3 separate regions of the Homo sapiens genome follow, and regions 1 and 3 are each linked to region 2. Evidence: read pairs that join two places in POLR2A ChIA-PET (ENCODE). Cell type or tissue: MCF 10A. All regions are shown on one strand.

The links. Peaks named below come from ENCODE experiments on the same cell type or tissue, not always from the same donor. Only the 100,000 strongest peaks of a DNase experiment are listed, where the experiment ranks them.
Region 1: POLR2A ChIA-PET joins it to region 2 with 5 read pairs; 6 of 35 experiments call an interaction of 5 or more read pairs at or near these places.
Region 3: POLR2A ChIA-PET joins it to region 2 with 5 read pairs; 7 of 35 experiments call an interaction of 5 or more read pairs at or near these places.

Annotation. Positions count from the first base shown.
Region 1 is chr16:74,364,335-74,372,334 of GRCh38, forward strand. It overlaps the pseudogene PDPR2P. Among named protein-coding and RNA genes, the nearest start is that of NPIPB15, 8.0 kb to the right of the region's middle. RefSeq lists silencers at 3,812-4,101, 3,880-4,131 and an enhancer at 4,162-4,211. In MCF 10A, no CTCF peak of the experiment used is centred here; a DNase peak (open chromatin) is centred at 3,947.
Region 2 is chr16:74,476,073-74,484,072 of GRCh38, forward strand. GLG1 (golgi glycoprotein 1) reads right to left here. Exons shown (of 26, transcript NM_001145667.2): 10 at 6,951-7,052; 11 at 4,169-4,322; 12 at 1,324-1,461. Among named protein-coding and RNA genes, the nearest start is that of CLEC18B, 59 kb to the left of the region's middle. In MCF 10A, no CTCF peak of the experiment used is centred here; a DNase peak (open chromatin) is centred at 4,249.
Region 3 is chr16:74,565,246-74,573,245 of GRCh38, forward strand. All of the region lies in intron 1 of GLG1 (golgi glycoprotein 1), which reads right to left. Among named protein-coding and RNA genes, the nearest start is that of GLG1, 38 kb to the right of the region's middle. RefSeq lists enhancers at 352-853, 2,496-2,995. In MCF 10A, no CTCF peak of the experiment used is centred here; no DNase peak of the experiment used is centred here.

The DNA of each region.
Region 1 (8,000 bases), 110 kb before region 2:
AAATCTCTAGGCTTTGAACTCCTCATCTGTAACACGGGCTAGAAACACCTACCTCACATGGTTGCTGCAAAGACTAAATCAGACAAGGCAGGAAGAACATGGTACAAGCACCTAAGAAGCACTCAGTAAGTGGTAGTTATTTTTTATTATTTTTTGAGACGAGGTCTGTCATGCAGGCTGGAGTACAGCGGCATGATCATGGCTCACTGCAGTCTCAACCACCCAGACTCAAGCGATCCTCCCACCTCAGCCTCCAGAGTAGCTGGGACCACAGATGTGTACCATCACACTCAGCTAATTTTAAAATTATGAATATTTGTAGAGGTGAGGTCTCACTACGTTGCCCAGGATGGTCTCGAGCTCCTGACCTCAAGTGATCTGCCCACATTGGCCTCCCAAAGTGCTGGAATTACAGGCTAAGCCACCACACCCGGCCTATTATTTCCCTATTATAATGGAACTAAGAGCAGAAACCTTATAAATTGCTCAATTTTCCCAGCGTTCAGCATAGGTACCTAGGAAATATATGTTGATGCATGAATGAGAACAGAGAACAAAGAAGATGGGGGGAAAAAATCAAAGGTAGGACCCCCAGATTTGAGGAGATATCTAAATACCTGAGAGAATTATTTTTATTTTTATTTATTGTGAAACAGAGTCTCACTCTGTCGCCCAGGCTGAAGTGCAGAGGCGTGATCTCAGCTCACTGCAACCTCTGCCTTCCAGGTTCAAGTGTTTCTCCCGCCTCAGCCTCCCGAGTAGCTGGGATTACAGGCGCACGCCACTGTGCCCGACTAATTTTTTGTATTTTTAGTAGAGATGGAGTTTCACCATGTTGGCCAGGCTGGTCTCGAACTCCTGACCTCAGGTGATCCACCCACCTTGGCCTCCCAAAGTGCTGGGATTACAGGCATGAGCCACTGTGACCGGCCAATAATTTTTAAAGCTAATATTTTTATAAGTAGTTACAATGCACCAGATACTGCCTATGTATATAACTAATTTAATCCTCACAACCTTATGAGGTAGATACTAGCATTTCTATTCTACACTTGAGGAAACAGGCACAGATAAGTGGAAGTGACTCACCCAAGGTCCTACCAAACTGTTGAGTAGCAGAACCCTGCCAATTTGGCATTAGTGGCCGGCTATTTAATCATGACTCCACGCTACCTTTCAAATAAAAGCAGATGGTAAGGAAAGGACAGCTGTGAGGACTGAACCATTAAGCACATTCCCCTAACAGAGAAAGGGAATTGCAAAGGTGGCAGAACAAACACAGTAACAGATGAGTTTTAAGGAGGAATTAAAAAAAAACTTTAGGCCGGGCGCCATGTCTCACGCCTGTAATCTCAGCACTTTGGGAGGCCGAGGCGGGTAGATCATTTGAGGTCGGAAATTGGAGACCAGCCTGGCAAACATGGTGAAACTCCGTCTCTACCAAAGATACAAAAAATTAGCTGGGTGTGGTGGCACGCACCTGTGGTCCCAGGTACTCATGGTGCGGCCACCATTGCATCTTGGGCCTCACTAACCAGTTCCCGTTTGTTGGATTCAATACTGTCTCACCACACAGGCCAATCTTGTGTTTTATTAATTTTTTAAATTTTTTTTTTTTTTTTTGTAGAGATGGGCTCACTATGTTGCCCAGGCTGGTCCTGAACTCCTGAGGTAGGAGGATCGCTTGAGCCTGGGAGACAGAGGTTGCAGTGAGCCGAGATTATGCTACTGCACTCCTGCCTGGGTGACACAGTGAGACTCTGTCTTAAACAAAACAAAACAAAAAAAGGCCAGGCGCAGGGGCTCACACCTGTAATCCTAGCACTTTGGGAGGCCAAGGTGGGTGGATCATTTGAGGTCAGGAGTTTGAGACCAGCCTGATCAGCATGGTGAAACCCCGTCTCTACTAAAAACAGAAAAATTAGCCAGGTGTCGTGGCTTGCACCTGTAGTCCCAGCTACTCAGGAGGCTGAGACAGGAAAATTGCTTCAACCAGGGAGATGGAGGCTGCAGTGCGCAGAGTCGCGCCACTGCCTGGGTGACACAGTGAGACTCCATCTCAAAAAAGCCCAGGGTGCTTGGCGCCAAAAAAGGGATCTCTGACCTTGTGTTCATTATGACCTTCAAAAGAGTGAAGTGGTGAGGGCATGAGGGCAGAGGAAAAGAAGGGCTTAAGACAACGAAGGAAAAGAAGGCACCAGAGTCTAGTGCCTTTGCCGCCAAACCTAAGCCTATAAGGTTGGCAGCAAAACCAAAGCACAAACTGATAGCAAAGGAGGTAAAGCCAGGGGAGAAGAAACTGAAGACGTCAAAGACAGAAATGAAGCACATCATCTGGTTTAAAACAAATGATAGAGTTTTTACAGTTCTGGAAAATGACCGTATAATATTCTCTGCTAAGAAGAATAACTTCTGCTAAACAACCATAAGACTGCAGCTGGCTCTACTCAGATCTGCTTATTCCAACAAGACCAAGGTGCTAGTTCTAACTTCGAGTAGTCCCTCTGTATGGCTGCAGCGTTGCGCACAGTGGACTGCCGGTCACAAGGAAGACTGGATGAGCGTGGGTTCACACATTTCCCACACTTGCCTCAGCAAAAGAACCACCTGGGACACTTGTTTAAAAATGACAGATTCCCACGGTCCACCTCGGCAGATTCTGATCCTGCCACGCCAGGGAGCTGTATTTTTCAACAAGTACACCAGGTGATCACGCAAGTTTAAGAAATTAGCACAAGTTGGCCGGGCGCAGTGGCTCACGCCTGTAATCCCAGCACTTTGGGAGGCTGAGGCGGGCGAATCACGAGGTCAGGAGTTCCAGACCAGCCTGGCCAACATAGTGAAACCCCGTCTCTACTAAAAACACAAAAATTAGCCGGGCGTGGTGGCGCACACCTGTATTCCCAGCTACTTGGGAGGCTGAGGCAGGAGAATTGCTTGAACCCAGGAGGCAGAGGTTGCAGTGAGCCGAGATCGCGCCACTGCACTCCCGCCTGGGCGACAGAGTGAGACTCCGTCTCGGAAAAAAGAAAAAAAAAGAAAAAAGAAAAAAGAAATTAACACAAGTCCCTGCCACTGGAAACGCATATCCGTTGGGCTGGCTCCTCCTCCACCACCAGCCCCCATCCCGGTACATCACGTTTACATGCATGCGGAAAATGGGCTTGGAGATTCTTGATTCAAATCCGAGGTATCACACATCGGCCCCCAAAGGTCAAACATTAAGAAGGAAGCTTACTGCCCTGTCCCAGACTTTTCTAGGTGACTTCTTCCTCCGGACTCTGCAGCAGTCTTACTAGTTCTGAAAGCACAAGCGGACCGCACGTCTCAACGCGGGAAAACAGTTCCATCTGCAGGGATGGAGGACCGGGCTAGACAAGCTGGAGTTGGCTCTGCGCCGCAGGGGTGTGCAAGCCCAAGACTGGGGAGCCCGAGGTCACCCCGGCCGCCCTGGCATCGGGGCTGAGGTGCAGGCTCCTGGAGGAGCGGTGCGCAGGCCCAGGGGTAGCCGAGGACACAAGCCAAGGCACGAGCGGACAACCTTACGGGGACGAGTACTACCGCCCGGACGCGACTTCGCGAGAGGCCAGGCGGAACCCACTGGAAGCGTGAGCTAGCGGGGACCACCCCCGGGCGAAACCAAAGGAGAAAGAGGGGAACCCAGGGGTCCCGGGGCGCTTAGGCCCGCGCGGACGGGGAGGCCAGAGTTGCCCCGAAGCTATCTCCTTACCTCACCGGCCCCCACGGGCTCCGCGCTCAGCTACAGCCCGGCGGGAGCAATGCGGCAGCCACAACAGTTGCCGGCGGTCGCCGCGGGCCGGAAAGCGGGGTTCGGGGATGGGAAGGGGGCGGGGCGAAGCGAGCAAAAAGTTCCGGGGAAGCCGAGACCGCGACCTTCCGCGCTTTACGGCCCCCGGGCACGGGTACCGCCGGCGCGTGACCTCAGCCGCGCCCGAGCGCGCCGTGACGCCCTCGCGGAGCCCCGCCCCTGCCACGTGGGCTTGTTTGGGTCTCGCGAGGCACCGCCCCCGCGGCCTCTTTGCCACCCTCAGAGGCGAGCTGTGGAAGCCTTGACTCTTAGGGCCGTTTTAGAACCCGGGCCTCGGACCGGCGGGGTTTCTGCACGTGGAACCGGAACATCTGAGATGATCGCAGGCCCTGTGGAGTGTGGGGAGCGCGGGGGTTCTTTCTTCCCTCGAGGCCCGTGCCAGGGCTTACTCCAAAGCCAGTGGGTCCCCAGTCCTAAGCCAAGCAGTCCCGGGGGAAAACGCTTCTCATCGCCGTGGGAGCGCGGATCTTGGAAGTGGCTCTGGGCTTTCTTGGGCGAGGCTCTCACAGAGTAGATCGGAAATCCATTCTGCTGGCCCGCCCCACCTCGGAGGACGGACTAACGGACCTGAGTTCCCGGCCCTATCTTACTCTTCTCAGCTTCTCAGCTTGGCTCAGCTCAGAGGAAGAGGAATCACTGAAGTCTCAGAGAAGTCTCCACTCATCCCTTCCTCACCGTCACATCAGCCTTTTCTTTCCTTCTAGAAGTCATCACTGACTCAAGGATATAAGTTTGATGACTGTCTTTTCCACTGGTGTGACACGATCTCTGTCGACAGAACCTTAGTCTTATGCATAGCTTTATTCTCAGCACCCAGAACAGTGCCTGGCACCTCTTCCACTGAATATTATATGCATAAGGGTCTCATGCTGCAGCCACCATTGCATCTTGGGCCACACTATCCAGTTCCCGTTTGTTGGATTCAATACTGTCTCACCACACAAACCAATCTTGTGTTTTATTAATTAAAAAAAATTTTTTTTTTTTTTGTAGAGATAGGCTCACTGTGTTGCCCAGGCTGGGCCTGAACTCCTGGCTTCAAGTGATCCTTCCATCTCAGCCTCCCAAAGTCCTGGGATTACAGGCGTGAGCCACTGTGCCTGCCCCAATCTTGTGTTTTATTGCTGGCCACCTGTAGCCAGGCACTGTGCAGGATGATGGGATCCAGCAGTGTACAAGAAAGAGGCGGTTTCTGCTCTTAGGGAGTGGCAGTCAAGTTCCAGGGACCCCTCTGTCACAAGGCCAGGCCACAGCCTACATAGTTTATACCCCATTTACTGGCCAGTCAAATCACACAAAGACAGCCCAGATGAGGTCTGCCAGACAGTGGACTGAAACTATGCCATAGGCTCCTGTGCTAGATAAATACTTCCATATTTTAGCTAGGATTGAATGCTTGGGGACACCTACCTGTCTAAAAAAAGAGAAAACGGCTGACCAATTTGAGACATTCTCGGGGAAGGCTTTCCTGATGCCCAGATGTGGCAATTTCATGAAAAATATCACAGGTTTTCCTCATGAACCATTTGGTTCAAGCCATTTCCAGGCACATGAATTTGGGAGAAACCTGGTTGTCTGCAGGAGATGGTGGATGAAATCAAGTGAAATACTTAATGTGTTGATTTCATTCTGTTTACGTGCAGTAAATAGCAAACAAATGGTATAGATCTGTCCCTGATTTCCTTCTCCATCACCATGATCGGCCTCCACTCCAAAATGCTAAGTCAGGCTGGGTGCGGTGGCTCATGCCTATAATGCCAGCACTTTGGGAGGCCAAGGCAGTTGGATCACGTGAGGTCAGAAGTTCGAGACCAGCCTGATCAATATGGTGAAACCCCATCTCTACTAAAAAATACAAAAATTAGCTGGGCGTGGTGACACATGCCTGTAATCCCAGCTACTTGGGAGGCTGGGACAGGAGAATTGCTTAAACCCAGGAGGCGGAGGTTGCAGTGAGCTAAGATTGTGTCACTGCACTCTAGCCTAGGTGACAGAGCGAGACTGTCTCAAAAAAAAAAAAAAAAAAAAAGGAAGGAAGTCCTAAGGCCCCTTTCATTGTCAAAGATGGGTCTTGTCCTTAGTAGGTTCTCATAACCACTGATGCACTATTTTTTCTAGGGGGTTGAGTGTTTTTATTTTATTATTATTTTTTAGATGGAGGCTCACTCTGTTGCCCAGGCTGGAGTGCAATGGCGTGGTCTCGGTTCACTGCAACCTCTGCCTCCCAGGTTCAGGCGATTCTCCTACCTCAGCCTCCCCAGTAGCTGGGACTGTACAGGCGTGCGCCACCACGCTGGGCTAATTTTTGTATTTTTATTAGAGACAGGGTTTCACTATGTTGGCCAGGCTGGTCCCAAACTCCTGACCTCATGATCCGCCCACCTAGGCCTCCCAAAGTGCTGGAATTACAGGTGTGAGCCACCGCGTCCAGCCTATTTTTATTTTTTGAGATTAGCTCTCACTCTGTCACCCAGGCTGGAGCACAGTGGTGCAATCACGGCTCACTGCAGTCTTAACTTCCTGGGCTCTAGCGATTCTCCCACCTCAGCCTCCCGAATAGCTGAGACCTCAGGCGTGTTCCACCGTCCCCAGCTAACTTTTGTATTTTTTGGTAGAGGTGGGGTTTCACTATGTTGCTGAGGCTGGCATTAAACTCCTGACCTCAAGAGATCCACCTGCCTTGGCCTCCCAATGTGCTGGGATTAGAGGCATGAGCCACCACGTCCTGCCCTAAACAGACGTTTTAATTACGCTTGTCAAGTCCTCTTGTGAAATATTCATCTGCAGTGACTTGGTAAATGTGTTTGCTACCACACAGGATAAACAGTGTACAGACAAACATTTGACATACCTATGTTACCACAGTGTAAGAATGAATTTGGATCTGAGGTCGCTAAGATGCAGGCGTTTATCTTACCTCCCTCCAGCACCGGCATGGCTGTGGGGAAGGCCTCCCTCCTCCCTCTGAAGTTCTTGTCGCCATCAGTAGACTGGACATCTGCCTACAACCGACTTCACAGAAAGGACCTGACACCTGGCATGCTTCTCGTGTGCTTGAGAGCCTGTGTTTGTGTGGAAAGCAGGGATGTTCTCATTCACACCATGGGAAGAGAAGAATGTTGCGAGTAACAATCAGTACTTTTTTTTTTTTTTTTTTTTTTTGTGAGACAGAGTCTTGCTTTGTCACCCAGGCTGGAGTACGGTGGCGCGATCTTGGCTCACTGCAAGCTCTGCCTCCCGGGTTCACGCCATTCTCCTGCATCAGCCTCCCGAGCAGCTGGGACTACAGGCGCATGCCACCATGCCCAGCTAATTTTTGTATTTTTAGTAGAGACAGGGTTTCACCATGTTGGCCAGGATGGTCTCGATCTCTTGATCCACTGCGCCCAGCCAGGAACTTCTTTTTTTTTTTTGAGACGGAGTCTCACTGTGTCGCCAGGCTAGACTGCTGTAGTGCGATCTCGGCTCACTGCAACCTCCAACTCCCTGGTTCAAGGGATTCTCCTGCCTCTGCCTCCTGAGTAGCTGGGATTACAGGCGTGTGCCACCACACCCAGCTAAATTTTGTATTTTTAATAGAGATGGGGTTTCACTATGTTGGCCAGGATGGTCTCGATCTCCTGACCTTGTGATCCGCTCGCCTCGGCCTCCCAGAGTGTTGGGATTACAGGCATGAGCCACTACACCCGGCCTGGAACTTCTCTCTCTTTTTTTTTTTTTGAGACGGAGTCTCGCTCAGTCACCCAGGCTGGAGTGCAGTGGCACCATCTCGGCTCGCTGCAAGCTCCGTCTCCTGGGTTCATGCCATTCTCCTGCCTCAGCCTCCCGAGTAGCTGGGACTACAGGCGCCCACCACTATGCCCGGCTAATTTTTTTGTATTTTTAGTAGAGATGGGGTTTCACCGTGTTAGCCAGGATGGTCTCGATCTCCTGACCTCGTGATCTGCCTGCCTCAGCCTCCCAAAGTGCTGGGATTACAGGCGTGGGCCGCGGCACCCGGCCCAGGAACTTCTCTTATATCTAGAAGCCACCGGATGTTAACTAAGAGTCCTGGGAAGAAATGGTAGTCATTTAAAGCTTTTTTAAGAGGGAAGACTTGCACTGGGTCTTAATGAAAATACATAGGACAAAATTTTTCCTTCTGTATCAGCTCACGTAATCTTTCTGGCAA
Region 2 (8,000 bases):
TAAGGAGTCTGGGGCACAAGAATTGCTTGAACCCGGGAGGCAGAGGTTGCAGTGAGCCGAGATCGTGCCACTGCACTCCAGCATGGGTGACAAAGTGAAACTGTCTCAAAATAAAAAAAAAAAAGAATTCTTAAGTTTAGCTTCTCCATGACGGGCTGCAATGTAGTGCAGCTTTCTAAAGTTTACTTTACTCGGGGTTCTAAAGGAAACTATTTTCTGGGATTCCAAATCACCATATCCCTTGTTTCATTGGACAGAGGCAACAGAAAGCTCAACTATAAGCATTTTCTAACAATATACCCAACAGAACTGTAGCAGGCTCAGGAAACAGACTGCTGAACATGATAGTCCTATGCTCAACAGACCTGAGTAGGCAACCATGTTTCTCCTTTAAAATGTCCAATTCCTGTACGTGTGACTTTTTCATACTGTACTTCCAGAGGGGGTTTTGTAGTGGTACAAATGGAACCCAGAAACCTGAGTTCACTCCTTATTTATGTGGCTTTAAACACGCAGTATTCCTACTGCTGAGTATCCTGCATTCAGATGGAAGACAGCTAGCTTCCCACATGACCTGCAGTCATGCATCTTTCCTTCTTTCCCTTAAACTGGGACACAATCCTAAGGAGCCAATCACAGCACTCAGGGAATTTTTGGGGGCTGCTCCTTCCCTCTGCTTCCTAGATGGAGAGGCTATATAATGAACTGAACTGAATTTTAGGTAAGGGAATGTATACACTTAACTTCTCTGAGCTTCAATTTGTCAACCAGGTGAGAAAAAATTCCATTTCTACATGTTTTTTGGGACTGTTCTAGGGCATGCCCACTATTCATGCAGACCAGTACTCACATACGCACAGATTTACACCCTGCTTATCTCAAAAGGACTTAATGGAGAAAATGAATTAAAAATGAGTAAAATGAATAAAGAAGAGAAACAAAAAGGAAAGGAAAGAGGATGTGAAATGGAGCCAGTAGTAAGCTTTCTACAAAAATGCCTACCATGAAATCTTATATACCTGTAAGAGGCAGGCCATACCATTGGCTCTAGAAGTTTTAATAAGCAACAGGAAGAGGGAAAATAATCAATTACAAAATACAATAACTATAATGCAAACACAAACTCACTGCCAACTATTCCTGATACAAAGACCAGAGAGAAAATTTTCCTGAGAATTTCTTCCAGAGAAAATATTGAACAATACAACAAATCACATCTGTAAGGTAAAGAGAGATGGATTTTATGGTGTTTGTACTCTGCATAAAATGTTAAACATTAACATCATCATTATTGTAAGACAAACAGAAAGCGATGTCACCTACCTGTCCAGTCTCTGTTTTCTCACTGCACCATTTTCCCAGATCAATCAGGCACTTATCCTGGAGGGCAGGATCCAGCTTGACATCCATGGCACGCTGGTGTAGGATCCTTTGGACTTCAGCTCGGCACTCCCGTGAGAGCTGCATGAGAAAAAATGAGCTAAATACTTGAAAGGTAACAAAACAAAAACACAAAGATATGAGATAAACCTGCTATGAGGAAACTAACAAATAACCCTGTATTTTATCTCCCAAATTTTATACCTCAAATATCTTCCAGAATAAAAATTAAATGTTGCGGCCAGGTGCGGTGGCTCACGCATGTAATCCCAGCACTTTGGGAGGTCGAGGCGGGCGGATCACCTGAGGTCGGGAGTTTGAGACCAGCCTGACCTACATGGAGAAACCCTGTCTCTACTAAACACACAAAATTAGCCAGGCATGGTGGCACATGCCTGTAATCCTAGCTACTCGGGAGGCTGAGGCAGAAGAATCGCTTGAACCCGGGAGGTGGACATTGTGGTGAGCTGAGATTGCACTACTGCACTCCAGCCTGGGCAACAAGAGCGAAACTCCGTCTCAAAAAAATAAATAAATAAATAAATAAATAAATAAATAAATAAAATGTGCAAGAGGCTTCGAAAAGCCCATATCTTTAGCAATGCGATTATACATATTCAGCAGTTTCTAATATACTATATAAACAACATTCTTTTATGACAGTATCCTGATAAAAGTGAACTGGCTTCATTCAGACTAGGTTAGTTGGAAAGTTTTGTGTTTGTTGTTTTGCTTAGCAAAACTAATGTGTCAGTCTATGAACACCAGGTAGAAGGTCAGATCCAATTCAAGAGAGCATATACACTTGACTCAGGAGAAATGAGTTCAAATTGACCTAAATCAGAAAAAGCAGGAAAATGTAGATATAACATTATGAGATAGGACTGGACTCTTCTAGATGAGCTATGAAGAATTAGCAGAGGGTAAAGCAGGTGAAAACTAGTATTTTTCCAAGGGCCATGACAAAGCTGTTATTGACAGATACAGTTAGTCTCTCTTGCAAAAAAAGAAAAAAAAGCCAGCATACCTGGGGCAGGAGGGATGGAAAGTAACTGTTTAATGAACACAGGGTTTCCTTTTGGAGTCATGGAGTGTTTTGAAACTAGACAGACATGATGACCACACAACACTGTAAATGTACTAAATGTCACTGAATTTTTCTCTTTAAAATGGTTAAGACCAGGAGCGGTGGCTCACACCTGTAATCCCAGCTCTTTGGGAGGCTGAGGCGGGCAGATCACCTGAGGTCTGGAGTTCGAGACCAGCCTGACCAATATGGAGAAACCCCATCTCTACTAAAAATACAAAAATTAGCCGGGCGTAGTGGCGCATGCCTGTAATCCCAGCTAATCTGGAGGGTGAGGCAGGAGGCGGAGATTGTGGTGAGCCGAGATCACACCACTGCACTCCAGCCTGGGCCAACAAGAGTGAAACTCCGTCTCAAAAAAAAAAAAAAGGGGGGGGTTATTTTGGCCAGGCGCAGTGGCTCACACCTCTAATCCCAGCACTTTGGGAGGCCCAGGTGAGTGGATCACCTGAGGTCAGGAGTTCAAGACCAACCTGGCCAACATGGAGAAACCCCGTCTCTATTAAAAATCCAAAAAAAAAAAAAAAAAAAAAAAAAAAGCCAGGCATGACGGCAGGCACCCGTAATCCCAGCTACTCGGGAGGCTGAGGCAGGAGAATCACTTGAGCCAGGAGGAAGAGGTTGCAGTGAGCCAAGATCACACCACTGCACTCCAGCCTGGGGTGCAGTGAGACACATTCAAGAGTGAGGCTTTGTCTCAAAAAAAAAAAAAAAAAAGGTTAATTTTATGTTATGTGAATTTCACCTCAATTTAAAAAAAAAAAGAAAAGAAAACCAGCACCACAGACTCCAACTCTTTCTTATTTAAAAGAGAATAAACCTCCTACCCCCTAGTCACTATAGTGACCAGAAAGATGCCGGGATGTGGGAGCCCCCATGGTTAATGAGAGGCTCATTATATGGAGAGAAAAAAAAAAAAAAAACAAATTCCCACGTTTTCTCACACAGCAGTATAAACACTGGGTTAGGGAGCAGCAACTGATGTATGCCATTTCCTTCTGAGTCCCCTCATTCTGGATTTGAGATAGCCAGGCTTTTGCATTAAGCTCAGAAGGGGTATTTCTAAGGATGGATGAGAAGTGATACCATCTCAACTCTCCGGAACAAAGGCAGGACTGATAATGGAGCATCTCAGAAGGTAGAGAAAGCCATCGTGGAGAACAAGTGCATGTCAGTGCGCACCGGGAAGCAGCCGATGCTGCCGAGACCCCAGCACACACAAACATCCCAACAAAAAGCAGCAGTTGGGGCAGACAAATACCAAGAGACTGAGGTATGGAGGTTTCTGCTCCAACCAGTCCATGGGCAGACAATGCAAATGTGTTCAGCTGCCAAGAGGAGAAGCCTAAAATCCATTTGTAGCCTGGCTAAAAGCTTCTAATGGATCCTTAAACCTAAATAAAGTTAGGACAGCAGAATTTAACTGTCCATTTGTGATTCAGATTTTGGGAATTAAAAAAAAAAATCTGGAAATCTTCCCCCACCCACTTTGTTAAAAACATAAAATCAGATGATAGAAGCTGGTAGGGCAACTCTAAGTGCACTCACGGAAGGAAGAAGTTTCTAGAAGTGCAGCAATCTTCTCCCCACAAAATAGTCTAAAAAGTTTTCCTAATATGACTGAAATCAGAAGAATATACAGCAAACAATTTAAAAAACAAATGACAAGAAGAAGAAATGAAGTCGATATTCACTGCATACCCTCCTTCCCTGTTCCTCAGTGCGGTAGGCGTGTCTGTATAAACAAGAGAACACAGCTCCCTGAGGCATAAATTCACTGGTCTCATTCCAACCGTGGGTGTGGCAAAGACGAGAAGCGTCTCCCTGGCACTTGCGGTACAGGACAGGGTCCAGCCTATAAGGTTAAGAGTTAAAAGATAACCACTAATTAATAGACATTTCCTTCTAACACAGGCTCAGGGTTTTTATGAGGTGTTTGCTTGTATACTCATTGATAATCACTTCCAGGGGCGTGGAGACAGAAGATATGTAAAAGTATATTCCTGAATTTTGTTCTTTTGTTTTTTTTTTTTGACACAGGATCTCTCAATCTGTCACCCAGGCTGGAGTGCAGTGGTGCTATCTTGACTCACTGGAACCTCCGTCCCCCGGGGCTTGAAGGCAATCCTCCCACCTCAGCCTCCCAAGCAGTTGAGGCAACAGGCACACACCAGGCTCTTTTTTGATATTTTTGGTAGAACAGAGTCTCGCCATGTTGTCCAGGCAGGTCTCAAACTCCTGAGCTCAAGCAATCAGCCTGCCTTGGCCTCTCAAAGTGCTGGGATTACAGGCATAAGGCACTGCACCCAGCCGTGAATTTTGTTCTTAATGAACACACAGTAGTCAGCACTGTGGGAGGCCTAGGCAGGAGAATAACTTTCTATAGAAGTTTGTTAACCTTCTACAGAAGATTTAAAGTCTCTCTCAAAGATATCTTGGCTTTGTTAGATACCTAACATTTTAATAGACAGCACTCACATGCCCTGGGTGAAAACAGAAAACTAGAGTTATAGCCACCACCAGGCAATTCACAACTTTTTACTTAATACTTTTTACTAAATACCTTTTTCTAAGTAGGAATGAAGTTCAATCCTATGTAATGTATTAGATTCAGTAAGATCAGGAAATGGCAAGATAAATAGTCTCCTATTCAGTTTTCTCTCTTCTTCCTGTGCCAGGTAAGGTGGTTATCTTTTTGGTTACTTGAGTGTGCTTATCAATTTATGAGACTTGACATTTAACTCTGAATCTGGAGACAGTGGATTAGACAATGAGCCTGCTTCTTCTCCACATCAGACCAGGGCATGCTTAATTCTGTCCATATTATATTGTCAACTTTGGTAGATGGCTAGTTAATGGGAGAAAAAAGCTAATATTTAATGAGTAACTATTAAGAACTAATATTTAATGAGTAACTATGCAGCACTTTTTTTTTTATTATGGGGGAAGGAATTAAAGAGGAGAAAACGTGATTTTGATTAAGGCAATACACTCAGTAGACTATTTAGGTTGAGATGGCCTGAGTAAGCAAAGGGAAATTACAGCCCAGCTTTCTGTAGTCCTTTCCAGAGCTAATCTGAAGGAATAGAAATAAGAATATATTGAATCTTCAAGTAATCTCTTTCTAGAAAAAGTATGTGGGCAAAACACATGCACACACACACGTCTTTTGAGATAGGGTCTCACCGTTAACATGCAGTGGCATGATCACAGCTCACTGTAACCTACAGCTCCTGGGCTCAAGTGAATCTCCTTTTTTTTTTGAGACGGAGTCTCGCTCTGTCTCCCAGGCTGGAGGGCAGTGGCGCGATATCGGCTCAGGGCAACCTCCGCCTCCCGGGTTTTACACCATTCTCCTGCCTCAGCCTCCCGAGTAGCTGGGACTACAGGCATGCACCACCTACGCCCGGCTAATTTTTTTTGTATTTTTAGTAGAGATGGGGTTTCACCGTGTTAGCCAGGATGGTCTCGAACTCCTGCCCTTGTTCTCCTCCCACCTCGGACTCCCAAAGTGCTGGGATTACAGGCGTGAGCCACCGCGCCCGGTTCAAGTGAATCTCCTGCTTCAGCCTCTCAGGTAGCTAGGACTACAGGTGCACACTACCATACCTGGCTGATTTTTTTTTAGTTTTTATAGAGACAAGGTCTTGCTATGTTGACCAGGCTGGCCTTAAACTCCTGGCCTCAAGCTATCCCCCTGCCTAGGCCTCCCAAACTGCTGGGATTATAGGTGTGAGCCACTGTGCCTGGCCAAAATATATATTAATCACCAAAAAAAATTAACTACCACACCATGGTGGCTTAACAACCGAATGGAGAAGCCACTGAACTTGAAAAGCTAGAGAAGCAGTTGGATCCAGCACTGGCTGCTTTGGAGGTGGGGAGAGAAAGCAAGATGCGGAAAGAGGAGGGGAATGACAGCCAATGAACTCAGTGATTCTGGCTGTAATACGGATCCTTCTCCTAGTTCATCCTCCCACCCCCACCGCTTTTTGTTAACAGAATGAGAGGGAAATTAGATAATCAAGTTGTCACTTATTGACAAAAACCCCTTAAGACAGACTTAATTCAGTAACTCTGAATAAATAAATAAAAGCCAATTACCATATCCACTGCAAATCAATAAAAATACAACTGCACTATTATCTTCTTAGAGACATATCTGAAGGCGCTTTTGCCACCCCCACAGGTGCCATACTTCTTACTAGACAGATCTTTGTAGTATCAGAAACATTTTGACCCTGACTTCCAAAGTCGTGGTGAACAAGGATGTGTGGTACAGGCTGGTAGTGGGCTGACTCTGCTTTTAGATAATGTTCTGAAAGTGATAAAGAATAGTTTTTCAGGGGATTGGAGTGTGTTAGCTGTCCCAGAACTGAACAAAAAGAGTTTCCTACTGATTATTTTAATAAATACAGGTAATTATGACTACACAGGAGAAGAGGCTGAGGCAATACATTTACTTTGGCTTCAAAATACTCACTTCCAATCCCGGGAGATGAAATACTGCAGCTCTAAGAGACGGTGTTCACAGTCTTCTACCATCTTCTCTGTGTATAAATGTTCCATCAGGCACGACAAGATCCTAGCCATTAAATGTGTAAAATTGTAACAAGAGAGAAGTGTTCAGAACTCTATGTCAATATAGTATTTCCCTGGTCTGTAGAAGGCGGCTTTTAGTTATTTTCTTAGGGCAATCAGATTTATTTTTCTAAGAATCACTCAAATTAACTGAACCTGACAGTGGTTATACCTTCGATCAACTTCAGAGCCACTCAGCACTGAAGACTATGCATGCACAAGGGCAGTGTGCAGCTGCTGTATTTTTAACTGGTTATGAAAACTTTCCAACACACAAAGAAGTAGAGAATAATGTAACAGCCACCTTCCCTCCCCATAACTTTATCAATCTGTGGCCAAGTCTGTTTTAACTCTAGGCCTCTTTGCTGATATTTTAAAGCAAAATCCCAGATACTCCATCATTTCATTTGTAAATATTTCAGCATGTTTCTTTAAAATATAAGGACTTAATACCATTATCACACCACTAAGCAATTATTTTAAAAGCTTTACTATCATGTAATACCCTGTTAGTTTTCAAATATTTTCCTTTCTTTTCTTTTCTTTTTTTTTTTTTGAGATGGAGTCTCGCTCTGTCGCCCAGGCTGGAGTGCAGTGGCGCAACCTTGGCTCACGCAAGCTCCGCCTCCCAGGTTCACACCATTCTCCTGCCTCAGCCTCCCGAGTAGCTGGGACTACAGGCACCCACCACCACGCCCGGCTAATTTTTTTTGTATTTTTAGTAGAGATGGGGTTTCACTGTGTTAGCCAGGATGGTCTCGATCTCCTGACCTCGTGATCTGCCCGCCTCGGCCTCCCAAAGTGCTGGGATTACAGGCGTGAGCCACCGTGCCCGGCCCAGATATTTTCAATTATCTTTTTTTTTCACAAGTTTGTTCAAATCAGGATCCAGAAAAGGTTAACTGATAAGTATCTTAAATGTATTTTCATCTGTAGCAGTTCTTCCTTCTTC
Region 3 (8,000 bases), 89 kb after region 2:
TTGAACCCAGGGGGCAGAAGTTGCAGTGAACCGAGATTTTATGACTACACCCCAGTCTAGGCAACAGAGCCACTCCATCTCAAAAACAACAACAATAACAAAACAAAACTGAGAGGTTGACCAAAGAGGGGAATTGTTAAAGTTAGCCTAAAGCTGCCTTCTTACATATTTTAAGTTCGGGCCTAAAGATTTCTCAGTACATAGGGAACTGTAACCTGACTAGAAGAGAAAACAAACTGCAACCTACTCCTGTAACAAGTAACTCAGTCTCCGCCAATCACAGCAGCCATACTTCACTCATAGACCGCCAACTGCTTAAACTGTGTTCAGATAAGCCAAAGGCCCAGCTGTAACCAATCCTGCAGTTTCTGTACCTCACTTCCTTTCCTGTATGTCACTTTCCTTTTTCTGTCCATAAATCCTCTCCAACCATACACCAGCACCAGAGTAGTTCTCAACCTTTCCTGGTTCGAGAGGCTGCCTGATTCGCAAATTATTCTTTGCACAATTAAATTCTGTTAAATTTGTCTGAAGTTTTTCTTTTAACACACCTTATTGGTTCTATGTCTCTGGAGAACACTGCCTAATACAAACCAAACTAAAAAGTTTGGTTTAGGTTTGGTTTTGCTTAAAGCAGTGTTTTCTAACGTTCCGTCTTTGTTACAGGATCCCATCCAGGATTTAGTCACCATGCCTTCTTAGGCTCCTTGTTCTGATGATCTTGACTGTTTTGAGGAAACCTCGTCAGGTATTTTGTAGAACGTCCCTCAATTTGGGTTTGTGTGACGTTTTCCTCATGGGTTATAGGCTTTTTGGAGAAAGACCATATAGGTAAAGTGCCATTCTCAACAATCGCATCAAAGGCATACATGCTACAAACACCACCTCACTCATAACGTCAACTTTGATCACTTGGCCAAGGTTTCTCCACTGTAAAATGATTCCCTTTCCACCTTCCCATAGGCTACTCTTTGGAAGCAATTCACCAAGCTCAGCCCATCATCAAGAAAGAAATGCAGAGGCCCACCTCCTGGACAGGGAAAGTATCTACATAAATTATTTGTGATTCTTCTCTACAGGACATTTGTCTTTTCTATTTATTTATTTAACAGAATTTATTTTTGTCCCCAAGCCAGTTCTTTCTACCACGGCTTCATCGTTCCCACAGGGAGTAACCCCCACATACCCAGTGAAACTTTTGGTTTATCTTTAATTTTTCTCCTGTATGTCTCATATTTTAATCCTTTAAAGAGCTCTCCATTGTCATCTTTTTCCAATGTTGTTTAGATTTAGTCAATCTCTTTTCCTTCTGTCATGACTTTAATCCAGACTACCGTCTTCATTCTCTCGAAGAGTTAACCTCTGAGCAGGTCTCTTTTTTTCCCCTCCATGCCTATTCTGTTGTAATTTGCCTTTTATATCCTTTAGTCATACTATTAGATTATTATTCTTATACTTTCAAAAGTATAATTTTAGTAGCATTACAGAGTCAAGACCATTCCCAACCCTAGAACTCAGAATGGAGAAAGTGCATAATAAATATCTGATGGGAAGTAGAAGATACAACAAATTTTTTTCCACCACAATTTATTCTCCACACCAGGAAAATAATACCCTGCAGGAAACTTTAAATAAACAACAGAAATATTTAAACATTAATTATTTTAAACCTAACACATATTGCTAAGATGTGAATGAAAAGTATATATAGTCACGCAAAGAATATAGATATCAGAGGAGAAAATGTTTAAGATGTTGCAAAACTATAGGAAGCTAAGAAAAAGAAAATTGTCTTTGCCCAGAAAAAGAATCTAAGAAAACCTTTCAGGCCGCTTAATGGGTCTCCTAAAATCTAGCATTTTTGAATTTTCTATAGGAGAAAATCTTGAATAAAATTACATGATTACATGTAATTGTGTGTGTGTGTGTTGTGTGTGGGGGGTGTAGGGAGCGGGGAGAGAGAGACAGAGAGAGAGAGAGAGAGACAGACAGAGAGAGGAGTTAGCTGTTTCTTTTGTTTTGTTGGTAGGAGGAACAGAGTTAAGTTCAATTACCAATGTTGTAACACGTCCCTCAGCTCTGGCCTGGCTCACAATAGTTTCACTGAAATTTGTAATGCCAGCGCTTTAGAATTTGAAATGAGAAATTGACAGGTATCTCTTTATTCTAATGATAGAAGCAAATACAAAACATTGGGGTTTCCTAGGACACAGGACTATTCTTCATTTGGGTCACGTCAGAAGTAAAACTCCAAAAGATAAAAATCACTGCTTCCTGTGCTGAAACCTTACTATATATGGTGCACTTTCTTTTTTTTTTTTTTTTTTTTTTTTTGAGACGGAGTCTCGCTCTGTCGCCCAGGTCGGACTGCGGACTGCAGTGGCGCAATCTCGGCTCACTGCAAGCTCCGCTTCCCGGGTTCACGCCATTCTCCTGCCTCAGCCTCCCGAGTAGCTGGGACTACAGGCGCCCGCCACCGCGCCCGGCTAATTTTTTGTATTTTTAGTAGAGACGGGGTTTCACCTTGTTAGCCAGGATGGTCTCGATCTCCTGACCTCATGATCCACCCGCCTCGGCCTCCCAAAGTGCTGGGATTACAGGCGTGAGCCACCGCGCCCGGCCATATGGTGCACTTTCATTGTCTGCTTCTCTAGCCTCCTGGCTTTCTTTTGGGGATTCACCCAACTCTGTCAATCTCAGTCTGAGTGCTCCAGGTCGGGCCTCATTCCTGACACAGATAGAGCAAATGAGTCCACATAATCCAAGACTATGCACATAACATTCCTAACTGGTTCAGGGACTCAGACAATGACAAACAATACAACATTTGCAATAATGCTGGGACACATGGAGGAACAGGAATAAAAGCTACTTTGGCCACCTTGCCACAACGTGGAGACTGTGAAAGAAGCCAGCCCAGAAGCAGATGGTAAGAGAAGTCAGTCCTGCTAAGATGCCAAGTATCAATACCTATCTAAGCCTGAAGCCTGTGCTAAACCTTGTCTTTACAGTTATATGAGGCAAATTCTCTTTTTACCTGAAGCTAGTTTGGAAAGGACTTCCTATTACTATAAAAGAATCATAACTCCTAACTGATATAGTGAGGAACATGAACTTTTTACTTAAATCTCACTCTGATAAAGCAGAAAGAAGTATCAGAATAATTTTACTGCTTTTTTTTTTTTTTTTTGAGACGGACTCTTGCTCTTTCGCCCAGGCTGGAGTGCAATGGCATGATCTCGGCTCACTGGAACCTCCGCCTCCCGGGTTCAAGCGATTCTCCTGCCTCAGCCTCCTGAGTAGCTGTGATTACAGTTGCACACCACCACGCCTGGCTAATTTTTATGTTTTTAGTAGAGACGGGGTTTCACCATGTTGGCCAGGCTGGTCTAGAACTCCTGATATCAGGTGATCCGCCCACCTCGGCCTCCCAAAGTGCTGGGATTACAGGCATGAGCCACTGCGCCTGGCCTGTACGTATATTTTCTATTTGCAAAGTGCTTAACCAATAGTATCTTAAATCAGGTGCACATGCAAAGTAACAGAAAAGCTTAAAAATAAGTGCAGTTATCTGCTTCTGGAAGTGGTTATTTAGAACAACCCTTTAACTATAAACAACTAAAAGTGTTGGAAAACAAAAATCTTCTTAAAAGCAATAAAGAGCTAAAAATACCGTAAATTACTGTCAAGCCAGAACTGAAGGAAAAGGGGGTACATACCCAAGAACACAGGAGAGCTCAAAAGCTCACTTCTGCCTTGAAGGCACTTGCTAAACCCATCAAAATGACTGAAGGGCCGTGTGGGCAGAAACCAAGCCCAAGGCCTGCCCAAGGTAGGAAATCTAATGAGATAGTCCTCACTTAAAGCTGGCATCTCAAAAGGCTACACCCTTAAGACAAGGGTGAATCAGAAGTAAACCAGCCTTTCCACAGATCTGAGCACAGATTTGTACTGTATGGGTGTTTCAGAAAACCTCGAACTGTGAGAATGATGTAAGATGGTCTTAGAATGGAGTGGTCAGAATTCCCTAGCATAAGCAAATAAAAATCCTTTCTGAAACAAGACATCATAAACGATAATCAGCAGAAAGGCAAAGAAACTTTAATAGACATTTAAACACAGTAAACCCAAGTATTTATTCTATGTTTCCTTGGGTTTGAAGGTATATATACCTGAACTGAACAATGCCAGCTGCTTATCAACTGTCATTCACAAACCTGGAACACATCCACCTCGTAAATACTGATTCCAGTTTCAAATACATCTCTAACAGAGTCTAGCTTATCATTATTTCTAGTTCTCATATTTGCACTTGTATCATCAAAATGCAATAGTGCCATGCACAGTGGCTCACACTTGTAATCCCAGCACTTTGGGAGGCCGAGATGGGTGGATCACCTGAGGTCAGGAGCTCAAGACCAGCCTGGCCAACATGGTGAAACCGCATCTCTACTAAAAATACAAAAAATTAGCTGGGCATGGTGGGGCTCACCTGTAATTCCAGCTACATGGGAGGCTGAAGCAGGAGAATCACTTGAACCTGGGGAACAGAGTTCCAGCGAGCCAAGATCACGCCACTGCACCCTAGCCTGGGCGACAGATTGAAACTCCAACTCAAAAAAAAAAAAAGAAAAAAAAAAAAAAGCAACGGTTTTGGCCGGGCGCAATGGCTCACACCTGTAATTCCAGCATTTTGGGAGGCTGAGGCCAGTGGATCGCTTGAGCCCAGGAGTTTGAGACCAGTTTGGGCAACACAGCAAACCCCGTCTCAAAAAAAAGAAAAGGAAAGAAAAAAAAAAAACAATAGTTTTGAAATTTTTTGATGGCTCATAATTTTATTGAAAAGACAAATGGTTTTTGCTCCATAATTACAAAATATTTTCATTTTTATATTAATAAAAATCAATCAGAATAATAAATCCAATGAATATTTTCACTTCTACATCACCTATTTCCTTCTAGGTGCTTTTGTACACACACCTGACTTCACCATTTCTCCAGCTGTCTAATAAACTTTGGTGCAAAAACATCATAAAACCACCAGCTATTTGTCTCTCTACTGGTACCAGCAAACTACCAGGTATTTGTCTCTTTACATTTATCTTTTAATTCACATAATAATTGTGAAGCATTTCTCAGCCTCAGAAAATCTTAAAAGAAGCTATAGGAATAAACTGCTCAATAGCAAAAATGAAAGCCAAAAGACAGTGGAATAAAAAAAAATGCACTGAAAGAAAAATATATTCCAACCTAAAATTCTATACTGTGATGGATTTTTTCAAGGCCACAAATCCCACCTGCCCCCCTTTCTGAAAGCACAGCCCTTTGAATGTGACATTGTTGCTCATGCCATCAACAGATGGAGTCAGGCCAGGCACAGTGGCTCTCATCTGTAATCACAACACTTTGGGACGCCAGGGCAGGAGCATCACTTGAGATCAGGAGTTTGAGACCAGCTTGGTCAACATAGTGGGACCCTGTCTCTATAAAAAATCAGCCAGGTGTGGTGGCACACGCCTACAGACACAGCCACTTGGAAGGCTGAAGTGGGAGAATGGGTTGAGCCCAGGAGTTTGAGGCTACAGCAAGCTACAATCATGCCACTGCATTCCAGCTTGGATGACAGCATAAGACCCTGTCCGCCTACCACCCGCTGGCCCCTCAAAAAACAGATGGATTATAATTCCTTCACTCTTTGTGTTTTTTTGGTCTTTTTTTTTTTTTAACCACACCTCACTTGGCACTTTAACCTTTTGAATCTGGGCATGGCTACCTGACCTGCTTTGGTCAGTAAAACATTAGCAAATGTGACATCAGAGGACTGAAAAGTGCTTGTACACTGGAGCTTGTCCTTTCCGTATTGATTTTTGGACCCAGCCATGTGAAGGAGTGAGACAGCAAGCTAGATGATGAGACATGGAGCCCAGTTGCTTTTTTCACCCAACAAACTACCAGACATGTAAGTGAGGCCATCTGGGTCTGTCCAACCCACAGCTGACCTGCCAAGTGACTACAGATACATGAATGAGCCCAACTATAACCATGTATACCAGAGAGATAAGGGATCCCATTGAGTACTGCCCAAAAATCTGACCCACAGATTCAGGGGCAAATATGTAGTTGTTGTTCTTGAGTCATTAAGTTTGGGACCGGGTACAGAGGCTCACGCAAGTAATCCATGTTTTGGGCAACTGAGGTGGGAAGATCACTTGAGCCCAGAAGCTAGAGACCAGACTGGGCAACATTCAGAGACCTTGTCTTTATAAATAATAATAAAATTAGCCAGGTGCCAGCTACTTTCAGGAGACTGAGGCAAGAGAATCGCTCGTACCCAGGAGGCAGAGGCTGCAGAGAGCTGAGATACAGCCACCGCACTCCAGCCTGGGCAACAGAGCAAGGCTCCATCTCAAAAAGGAAAAAAAAAAAAAAATTAGCCGGGCACAGTGGTGCACGCCTGTGGTCCCAGCTATTTGGGAGGCTGATGTGGGAAGATAGCCTAAGCCCAGAAGATCGAGGTGTGACTGCACCACTGCACTGAAGCCTGGGTGACAGAGACCCTGTCTCAAAAAATAAAAATAAAAATACTAAAAAGATTAGAAAACAAAATGAAAGTAACTAACAATAAAATGCAAAAGAAGTTTGGGGTGGTGTGTTCCCAGCATGTGATACTGTGGAATAGATACTTGGTCTCTGTGCCTGTTTCCTGACGCACAGATCTAACTAAAAGCCTTGGAGTCTCAGAAGAGATAACTGTCTTTTGCATGCTACTGAATGAATTGAATGGTGGTGTTGGGGGTGGTGGTGGCGCTTAAAAAGCTAATTTAGGATGGGGCTAGTCACTGGAAAAACCAAGGCATGATTGGAGGGTTGGGACTTTCAGGCCCACCCCCAATCTCCAGGGAGGGGAAAGGGGCTGAAGGTTAAGTTGATCACCAAAGGGCAATGATGCCTAAGTAATGAAGACTCCATAAAAACCCCAAAGGGGCTGGGCACGGTGGCTCGCACCTGTAATCCCAGCACTTGGGGAGGCCGAAATGGGTGGATCACCTGAGGTCAGGAGTTCAAGACAAGCCTGGCCAACACAGTGAAACCCCGTCTCTACCAAAGATATAAAATTTAGCTGGGCATGGTGACACCCACCTGTAATCCCAGCTACTCGCAAGGCTGAGGCAGGAGAGTCACTTGAACTTGGGAGGCGGAGGTTGCAGTGTGAGCCGAGATCGCACCACTGCCCTCCAGCCTGGGAAACAGAGTGAGACTCTGTCTCAAAAAAAAAACAAACAAAAAAAAAAAAACACAAAACACCCCAAAGGACTGGGTTCTGAGGTCTTCCAGATAACTGGACACAGGTTCCTGGAGAGTGGCCTGCCTGGAGAGGGCATAGAAGCTCCTTGCCCCTTCTCCCATACCTCGCCCTATGCACCTCTTCCAACTGGCTGTTCATCTGTGTCCTTCATAATATTCCTTAAAATACTTGTAAATAGAAGTGTTCCCTTGAGTTCTGTGACCTGCTCTAGCAAATTCACTGAACCCAAGGATAGTGAGGGGTGGGAGGGGGTGGTGCCTGTGGGAAGCCCAATTTATAGCAGGTTGGTCAGAAGCACAGGTCAAACCTGTGTTTGAAACTGGCATCTGAAGTGACGGGCTGTCTTATGGGAATGAGCTCTCAACCTGTGGGATCTGATGCTATTTCCAGGTATATAGTGTCAAGGATTGAGCTGAATTAGAGGACACTCAGTGGGTATACACTGCAGAATTATCTGCAGAATTGGTTGTTGGTGGGGGTAAAAAAATCCATACATCTGGTGCCAGAAGTGTTGAGTGACTATATTGAGAGTAGATAGTAGGAAAAACTCTTTGGTTTTTCACATATCCTCAGACCCAGAAATAGATAATTGACACATAAGCCCAGCAAAAATATCTTTTAAGAATAGGGTAGAATGAAGATATTTCTAGACAAAAAAACCCTGACAGTTGGCCCTCAGAAGATCTTTACTACA